Linked DNA regions of Homo sapiens: region 2 is linked to region 1. A link is a contact called in ENCODE Hi-C or POLR2A ChIA-PET data. All regions are on one chromosome and are shown on one strand. Each heading gives the region's core, a stretch centred on a gene start or an enhancer-like site at or near the end of the contact. The rest is flanking DNA. Distances are from core to core; before and after follow the strand shown. Region 1 holds the start of PPP2R2C (protein phosphatase 2 regulatory subunit Bgamma). Region 2 holds the start of LINC02481 (long intergenic non-protein coding RNA 2481).

Region 1 (4,440 bases), core at 299-2,798:
ACATGCCAGGTGGGTGGGGGCCAATGTGGGTGTCGGTCACTTTCCTACGGGGTAGAAAGTGACAAAGAACAAGCACATCCTTCCGGCCCTTGCATTTACCTGGTCCTTGAATGGAGTCTGCACAGCTGGGAGATTTTGGCTTGTTCCACAGTGAAAAGGTAGAGGCTGGAACAGGGCAGGGCACTTGCCAAAGCAGGTGCTGGCAGGGCCCCAGGGCCTCTCCCCAGGCCAGCCCTTGCATGACAGCCTGCAGAGTGCTGGTGGGGCTGCTGGGGGGCTTTCATCTCCTCATAGGTCCATTCTGGGGATTTCAAAGGCACGAAAGCTGTAGCTTCAAAAACTCCCTCTCAATCTCCAAGAAATCTGAGACGGCATCACCTTCCCTCGTCTTTCCCACAGCCCCAGTCTCCCTGCCCCCAACGCCTTTGGACTCTCCTACCTCCACTGCAGTTTGGGGAGCTGTCTGGAGTTCCCCCAGAACCATTTGAAACAAGTGGAGGCCATTACAGACCAGCCCCCACCTGGAGCATGGCTCCACTGATGCCTTAGACCCAAGAGCCCCTGCAGCTCTGGTCACCCCACTGCACTTACCCCTCCCAGGCAAGCCACAGAGTCCCTCGCTTTCCAGGAAGGCTCTGTTGAGCTCCTAGGGAGGGCTGATGGTTCCTCACCCACACCTCTGAATCCCCACTGGGGCTTGTGTCCCGTGCAGGGGACTGTGATTCATTAGGCGGTGGGTCACGGTGGAGGAGGTGGCAGCTTGGCAAAACAGGAGGCAAATATTTTTTGAGGGCCCACTATGTGCCAGGCTGATTACCAGAGGGAGGTTCCTGTTTGGCAGAGCCCTGGGTTTGGAGGGGAGGGAGGGAAGGGAGGAGGGGGACGCATTTTCCAGCCTGGTTTTGGAGGTACCTAGCTCTGTATTTCTTTAACTTTCTCACTCGTCAGGAGAGGTGGGCATGAGGAGAGATCTCAGAGCCCTGCCTGGGGGAGGCCCAATCACCCCTCCAGCCATTTCATCCAGTTTTGCCTTGTCGGCTGCTGGACCCCCTCCACCAGCTTCTTCACATGTACTTAATGCTCCCAACGGGCCCCAGAACTTGCGCGACCCACCCTCTTCTACTAATGAAGGGAGACAGTGTCCTTCCCCTCCCCCGAGTCCCCATTCTCCAGGTGCGCCCTCTTCAACTGCGACCCCACTCCTTCCTTCCTAGTCCTTTCTGCCTTCTGCCTGCGAGGCTGCTCTCCTCCTGCCCCCTTCCCAGCACCCCGGCTCTTGGCCTTCTCTCCCATAACTGGAGCACCTGGGCACCCAAGGTACCCTCCCCCCAAGCTCAGCTGATCACCCTCTCCCCGCAAGCTGGCGGTCTCCTTCCTCCCTCCCCCGTGGCGCACCCAGCACCAAGGTGCCCACCGCGAGGGCCCGAGCACGGCGGTGCAGCCTCGGCTTGGGCGCCGGCTCCACCTGCAGGGCCGCGGGGGCGGAGAGCGGGCGGCGCGAGGGAGGGGCCTGCGACAGCGGCGGCGGCGGCGGCCCCAGCCCGCGCAGCCCGGCTCGGCCCCGGCTTGGTCGGCGCAGCGCAGCGCCGCGCGCGTCCCCTCGCCGCCGTCGCCGCAGCCAGGCGCACCGGCACCAGGCCCCGCCGCCGGGCGCACGGACGCAGCGCGCACGGGCCGGCCGGGATGCGCGCCTGGGCCCCGGCCCGCCCGAACCCGCGGCCGCCGCCCGCCCACCGCGCGCTCGCTTGACCGCGGCGCCCGCCCCCGGCCGCCCCCGCCCGTCCCCCTGCCGCGATGCCCTCCCTTCGGGGCCCCGGCGGCCCGCGCCCCTGCTAGGCTGCGGCGGCATGGCCCGCGCGCCCGGCGCGACCTCTGCGGATTGCATCGGTGTGTGGCGGCGGGGCATGCCCAGAGCACCGGGCACGGCCTTCAATGGGCGAGGACACGGACACGCGGAAAATTAACCACAGCTTCCTGCGGGACCACAGCTATGTGACTGAAGGTAACGTACGTGTTGTCTGAGACCCCTCCGGCCGGCCGCGGCGTGGGGATGCCGTCGCACCGAATGCCCTCCGAAGGTTTGGACCGCGCGATGTGTGTCGTGTCCCCCCGCCCCACCCCACCCCACCCCATCCCACCCCACCCCACCCCATCCCATCCCACCCTGCCCGGGGCCCAGGAGGGAGGGAGCCCGAGGGTACCGGCCTCCGCTGCCCAGCGCCGGCACAGGGCAGCGCCCTCCTCCGCGCCGCCCTCCGGGAGGCAGCTTTCCTCTCCCAAGCCAGGTGGCATCCTGATTCGGCCCTGACCATAATTTTTTAAAAGGCCACGGCTGTGGCTAATCTGGTGAAGAAATCTCGGGGAAATTTAATGGTTTAAATCCTGGATTTGCCATTTCAGCCCTGCCCAAAGCCCGCAGAATTTTCTAGGCTGCCCTCTCCCTGGAGAAGAAGAGGGACCCGGGGGGAAAAAAACATAATCCATTGCCAGATCCTCCTGGGAGGCCCGCCTGCCCGGGCCCCTCCCTGTCCTCCAGAGGCAGGGTCCCTGAGTGGGAGGGAGAAGGCGGCTGGTTTGGGGCTGGCCTTTTTATTCCTGGTGAGTTATATTGAGACAGGAGCAGCTGGGCTAACTGTCGGGATTTTCCAAAAAAGTGGGACATGCCATCCCAAACAGGCCCTGTTTAAAATCCCCTAAGTTGGCCCTACAAGCCCAACCCCCACCCCCACCCTACCCCCGAGGCTGGTGGGTCAGCGCCCCTCTCTTACAGGCCTGGAACTTCCGGGGGCCCCCTGGTCTGCCTCGCTAGGGGAACAGTGGGGACAGCTTCCGTGCGCAGGCAGGGCCCGCGGAGTGACCCCGATGGAGGATGGGGACCGGGAGGTCTGGGCTCGGGGCCGCCTGTGCTGGAGCCCTGCCCGAGTGCGGGGACTGTCAGCCGCTAACCCACGGGCTGGCGGCCCGGCCGCAGAAGTGTGCGCGGATTCCCCGGGTGGGTGCCCCAGTGGGAGGGGCCCTGGGCACGGGTCCCGCGGGGCAGGTGCGCGTGGGTGCCTGTGTCAGGGAGACCGAGTGGGCCAGGCGGCGGAGACCGGGCTCCTGCGGCTGGGTCCGCCTCCTCGAAGCCTGGCTCTGCCGGAAATGAGGCCGAGCGGAGCCGGAGCCCCGCGGAGGCCCGGGGAGCGCAGCGCGAGCGCGGGCGCGGGCGGGCTCGGGGCGCCCTGGCCCGGGAGGCAGAGGCTGGGCGTGGGACCTGGGCGGAGGGAGGCTGCGGGGGCCGCGCCCGCTCCCGGCGGGAGAACCGCTGAGTCACGCACGCTTCGCCGCCGGGTGTGTGCGAGAGAGGGGCAGGGCTGCCCGGGCCTCCGGGCCGGTGGGGCTCTGACCCGGCCGCGGCTTTGGGAGGCCCGGGGAGCTGAGAGCGGTCCTTTGTCGCCTGCTTCGGCGAGGCTGAGTCGGGATCAGCGTGGGTCCGGGATGTGGTTTCTGCTCGCAGCCTGCAGCGACAGAGGGTTGGAGGAAGCCGCCGGGTTGCTGGCCCGTGCCTCGGTGGCCTGGCTCGGGCCGAGAGCGGATCTTGGCAGGTTGCCCCGCTGCTCCCAGGCTCGCTGTGGTCTGGCTTCCTGGAGCAAGCCTCTGTTTGCTCATCTCTACGTTGGGGATGACGGTGGGATGGGGCGCAGGGCTCGTTGTGGGACCAGGCGTAAAAAGCGCCATGGTGGACATTTTCAAACATTAATTCCCTCTGCACCCTGCCCGTCCCCTTTTCTTTCATAAATTCACCAGCCCTCAGCAGGGCACAGGAACGGGGACGGCACAGTTCTGGAGGTCAGAGCAGTGCTATCCAATCCTTCATCCAGACACGAGATATTTACCGAGCACCTGCTGCATGCCGGGCACTGTTTTATCCCTGGGGACTGGACAAAGACTCCCTGCCCTTGTGCGGCCTGAATTCTATCAGGGAGCTATATGACCTTGAGGTCTGTCTTCTCACCAGGGCTCAGTCTCCCCATCTGTAAAATGGGAGTGAATCCTGCCTACAGGGTCTGGAGGTTTCTGTGAGGAGCAGGTGCAACGGTGTTGAAGGAGCCGTTCAGAGCTATGCATTGCTAACGTGCAGCCAAAGGATGCTGAGCACCTGCTGTGTGCTGGGACCTCATACGAAGGCTCACCTACGCCTTATCCCCACCTTGAGATGAACAAACCAAGGCCTGGCCTTGTGCCTGGTCCAGACCGAGTGCCAGTGTGTGCAGGGCATAGGGCTCAGGTGCTGCGGATGCAGAGAGCAGGATCGGAACAAGAAACAATAATAATCATTATAATAGGTAGAATTCTGGCCTCCCTAATGAAAAACACACTTTCACACTGTTGCATCCTGACTATATTTCATGCTCAGAGCACAGGGAAGGTCACAGATTTGAATGTCAGAATGTCAGACTT
Region 2 (4,865 bases), core at 588-3,087, 220 kb before region 1:
AGCAGGGACAGGTCCATTCTGCTCACTCCTGAGCTGGGCAGTTCCCTCTTGGGATAAGGTCGCACAGCACAGGCCACCATCATACCACCCCAGCCAGAGAAGTGGGAGAGAGAAGGAGGCTCCCTACCCCAGAGGCAGTGCTCCTCAGGAAGGGCATTCACTGCGTTATATAGATATATATATACACACACACACACACACATATATATACACATATATACACATATATGTATACACACATATATACACACACACATATATACACACACACATATGTATATACACACACATATATATATAGATATACACACACATATATTTTTTGTTTGTTTGTTTGTTTGTTTGCGATGGAGTCTCACTCTGTTGCCCAGGCTGGAGTGCAGTGGTGTGATCTCGGCTCACTGCAACTTCCACTTCCCGGTTTCAAGTGATTCTCCAGCCTCAGCCTCCCGAGTAGCTGGGACTACAGGCATGTACCACCACACCAGGCTAATTTTTTGGGGGTTTCACCATGTTGGCCAGTCCGGTCATCACTTTGTTTTAAAATTTTTATTTATTTATTTATTTTTATTTATTTTTTGAGACGGAGTCTCGCTCTATCACCCAGGCTGGAGTGCAGTGGCACGATCTTGGCTCACTGCAACCCCTGCCTCCTGGTTCAAGTGATTCTCCTGCTTCAGCCTCCTGAGTAGCTGGGATTATAGGCATGCACCACCTTGTCTAGCTAATTTTTGTATTTTTAGTAAAGATGGGGTTTTACCATGTTGGCCAGGCTGGTCTTGAACTCCTAACCTCAAGTGATCTGCCCACCTCGGCCTCCCAAAGTGCTGGAATTACAGGCATGAGCCACCGTGCCTGGCCCCATTTATTTACTTTTAGAGACAGTGTCTTGCTTTCTCACCCAGGGTGGAGTGCAGTGGCTCAATCACAGCTCACTATAGCCTCCAACTCCTGGGCTTAAGTGATCCTCTCACCTCAGCCTCTCCAGTAGCTGGGACTACAGGGGCGCTCCACCATGCCCGACTATTCACTTTAATCTTTCACCGCTGTGGGAGGAAGGATCAGGACATCCATCGGGTGGAAACTGCTGCACTCCCCCACCCGTTCAGGCCACTGGAGTGTCACCAAACCACCAGGGCTGCCCCTGCTGGAGTAGCTCACCTGGGTAACTCTGAGGACAAGCCCCCTTGGAGACTCTTCTCAGGAGGGAGGTGGCATTTTCCAAGAAAGGGTTCAACACAGACCTCTGAGTCAGAGGACCAGTTAAAGAGAAAATTATTCTGACTTTATTCAGGAATGTTGCTGTAGGGGTCGTGATTATTGCCATGCGGGGAGTTGCCCTTGAGGCAGCTGGGAGTGGCTCACGCCTGTAATCCCAGCACTTTGGGAGGCCAAGGCAGGTGGATCACTTCAGATCAGGAGTTCGAGACCAGCCTGGCCAACATGCAAAACCCTGTCTCTACTAAAAGTACAAAAATTAGCCAGGCATGGTGGCGCGTGCCTGTAATCCCAGCTACTCGGGAGGCTGAGGCAGGAGAATCGTTTAAGCCTGGGAGGTGGAGGTTGCAGTGAGCTGAGATCGCACCACTGCACTCCATCCTGGGCGACAGCCAGACTCTGTCTCAAAAAAAAAAAAAAAAAAAGAGGCCAGATGAAGAGCTCGAACCACGAGCTTCTACATGTTAACCAGGGTAAAGAGCAACCGCTGACAGGAAGGGGCCCAGCAGTCAACCCCCGGGAAGGCCAGGATGTGGCCTTGTTTCGGCAAGGCCGCCCTATCACCACGGAGATGGGCAGGCAGGAGACATCCCCAGTCAGTCGGGCCCAGGTGGGGATCAGGAGGTTTCAGGAAAACACAAGCTATGCAGTGGGGCAGGTGAGGCTTGGCCTGCCCAGCCTGTCCTGAGTGTCATGGGAACAGCTCTGGAAGTGACTCCTCTGTCCTCTGGAATCTGGATCAGATGGGGCCTTCTCCAGACATCTGTGCTCAGCAGATGCGACAGACGGCCCCTCGAGTGTAGCCCAGGATCCAGCACCGGCCCAAGCAGGTGGGAGCTGTAAGTTGATCCAAGCTCTCCAGTCCCTGTGCTGGGCTGGGGGATGCACGATGAACGAGGCTGGGATCCTGGTGTCAGGGAGTACCAGCCACAGAGGGCGCCATGTGCATGGAGGAGGTGGCAAGGAAGAGGTGACTGGGAAGGGGAGAAGCAGAGAGGCCAGGAGGAGGGCGGGGCCTGTGCTGGGGGGTGGAGGAACTCATGCCCGGGAAGGGCATGGGGAGAGTGAAGTGGGAGTGGAGTGGGAGGCAGGCTTGGAGGAGTCGGTGCCTTGGGATGTGGGACAGTGAGGAACAAGGCACAAACAACCAGTCAGTGCTCTGGGGAATCAAGAAGTTGGGATGGGCAGCGGGGGTCCAGGGTGGAGATGGGCTGGAGGGGGAGGAGGGCACCAACCAGGGAAGGCCCCTCAGGGGCTTGATCCTGTAGTTCTGGGCCTCGCAGAGCCAGCCACACGTCCGAGCTCCTAGGTGATTTTAAGAACTAGCTCTTGCTGGGCCGCACCCAGGCAGAGCTGCCCGTTCAGTGGCTGGGCTGGCCCAGCACCTCCCAGGTGATCCTGTTGTGCCAGGTCAATGGTCTGGAGAGTTATCAGCCACAAGAGGCACCGTCAGGTTTGCCCTTTTGAGGCCCACATGGCCGCTGGTGTGAGACGCGGATGTGCACGGTGAGGCAGTGAGGGGCTGCAGGGTGAGGAGCCCCCAGCCATGTGCGGTTCAGGGTCCCCGCAGCACTCGCCCAAGGACACTGGGAGCTGGCGGAGGCCTGGGCAGGAGCAGGAAACTGAAGGAGGAGGAGGGGCCTCACTCATCACCTGATGAGATCTCCACACTTTGCAGAAGGGGAAACCGAGGCTCACAGCGAGGAACTTGGTCAACAAGCCCAGGCCCCTCCACCCTGCCCGCGTTTCCTGCACTGCACTGGATCAAACCGGTTTGATCCTTGATAATGCCTCCGACAAATATTTGATGAGGGAGGAGGCTGAGAGAGGTGAGGAAATCAGTTTCTCAGGGACAGGCTGGACACAGGGGTCATGCACCGGGTAGCTGTGAGGGCAGGGGTGGCGTCTCACCTCAGGGACACAGCTCCTGGGGAGGGCGGCAGAGACCCTGACAGTCTCGCCTCGCAGGCGTCTTTCTCCAGGCTAGAAACCAATGACTCATCTCTCAGGCTCTCTAGCAAACAGCGGGGCCCACACACCACAGTTGTGGTCGAATGTTTCCCTGAGGGCTACGGAGCCTGGTCTTGCCGAATACAAAGAGGAGGCTCTCAGCCGTCTGCTTTCTTCCTGCAGGAATCCTGGGCGTGATCTCCCTCGGCTACGTGCAGCCACGTGGAGACGCTGTGGGGATTCTTGTTGCTGGTGACTGAGTATTCCCAACCGGTAGTATTTGTTTTTTAGGGGCTGTGGAACAAATCACCACAAACTGGAGGGCCGAAAACACCAGCAATGGGCTCCCTCTTGGTTCTGGAGCCGAGAAGGCAGAAATGAAGGCGTCATCAGGGTTGCTCCTTCTGGGGCCTCAGAGCAGGACTCTGTTCCCTGCCCGTCCCCAGCTCCGGTGGTTGGCGGCCTTCCTCCGCCTGTGGCCCTGCACTCCAATCGCTGCCTCTGTTGTCACTTGGCCCCCCATGTGCCTCTGTGTCTCAGAAGGACACAAGTCATATTGAATTAAGGACCCTCCCTACCCCAGCATGACCCCGTTTTAACTTAGAACTTTCACAATGATCTGATTTGCAAAGAAGGCTGGATTCTGAGGTCCTGGGAAGGACATGAATTTTGGGGGATGCTGTTCACCTCAGTACACCGGTGCAGAGTTCGGTGACACCGCCAAGTTGCTTGACGGTGAGCAGCCTGGCATTGTAGAAAGGCAGAGGTTGACTTTAGTTTGGTCCCTGGCTTTGTCCTTTATTTGTTCTGTGACACCTTGGACAAGTTTTGTGACCCGAGTGTCAGTTTCCTAGGAACCAGTGACAATGATCAGAGATAGGGGGACTCAAGGGTAAGTAAAGTGCAGGATGAACTGCAGCGGAGCGTGTGAGGTGCCTGGCAGGTGTCGGCCACCCAGTGGCGCTCGAAGCACCTGCTGCTCCCTCCTTCCTCGCTCCCAGCTGCCTTCTCTGCTGGGAGCTCTTTGGAGAGGAGCTGTGTGACTGGTTCATCCTGTCCCTCGAGGAGCTACCAGTTCAGTCAAGGACATTGAGAAGCAGCGGATGGTGACAGTGCAGTGTGACAGTGGTGTGCTGTGGGAGCCCCATGGAGCGGCTACCCAGGCAGGAACGTCAGGGAGGCTTCCTGGAGGAGGTGGTGCTTCAGATGAGACTTGAAGGAGCAGAAGGTGTTTGCTAGACAAAGGGGCTTGCTTGGATGAATGGTCTTCAGAGCGTGGTCCCAGTAAGGAAGGAGACCACTACTACTCTTGCTGCCCTCCTCCCCCGACCTTGCCTAGTTTACAAGACAGGAGGAAAGAGAGAAAGCAAAAAGTTAGAAAAAAAAAAAAAAAAAACAGAAGTAAGATAAATAGCCAGAAGACCTTGGCACCACCACCTGGCCCTGGTAGTTAAAAAAAGTAATAATAATAATATCGACCCCTGACTTAAACTACTTGTATTATCTGTAAATTCCAGACATTGTAGGAAAAAGCATTGCAAAATTTTCTGTTCTGTTAGCTGATTCATGTAGCCCCCAGTCACGTTCCCCATGCTTGTTCGATTTATCATGACCCTTTCACGTGGGCCCCTTAGAGGTGTAAGCCCTTAAAAGGGCCAAGAATTTCTTTTTCCGGGAGCTCGGCTCTTAAGACGCAA

Evidence for each region. A loop is a pair of places that touch in the nucleus more often than their neighbours do. ChIA-PET counts read pairs that join two places held with the same protein, here RNA polymerase II (POLR2A). Pooled maps may share reads with other maps.
Region 2: a loop to region 1 is called in a pooled map, with 6 times the contacts of the local background. The contact joins the promoter of LINC02481 here to the promoter of PPP2R2C in region 1. A Hi-C loop is called at or near these places in 2 of 50 pooled maps. POLR2A ChIA-PET finds 5 or more read pairs at or near these places in 2 of 52 experiments (K562 and Panc1).

Annotation. Positions count from the first base shown.
Region 1 is chr4:6,469,722-6,474,161 of GRCh38, reverse strand. It overlaps PPP2R2C (protein phosphatase 2 regulatory subunit Bgamma), which reads left to right and starts at 1,548. Exons shown (of 9, transcript NM_020416.4): 1 at 1,548-2,002. The coding sequence starts at 1,933. RefSeq lists an enhancer at 3,239-4,069.
Region 2 is chr4:6,687,491-6,692,355 of GRCh38, reverse strand. LINC02481 (long intergenic non-protein coding RNA 2481) reads left to right here and starts at 1,837. Exons shown (of 3, transcript NR_147207.1): 1 at 1,837-2,057; 2 at 2,897-3,047; 3 at 3,460-4,865. RefSeq lists enhancers at 2,819-3,566, 2,568-3,767.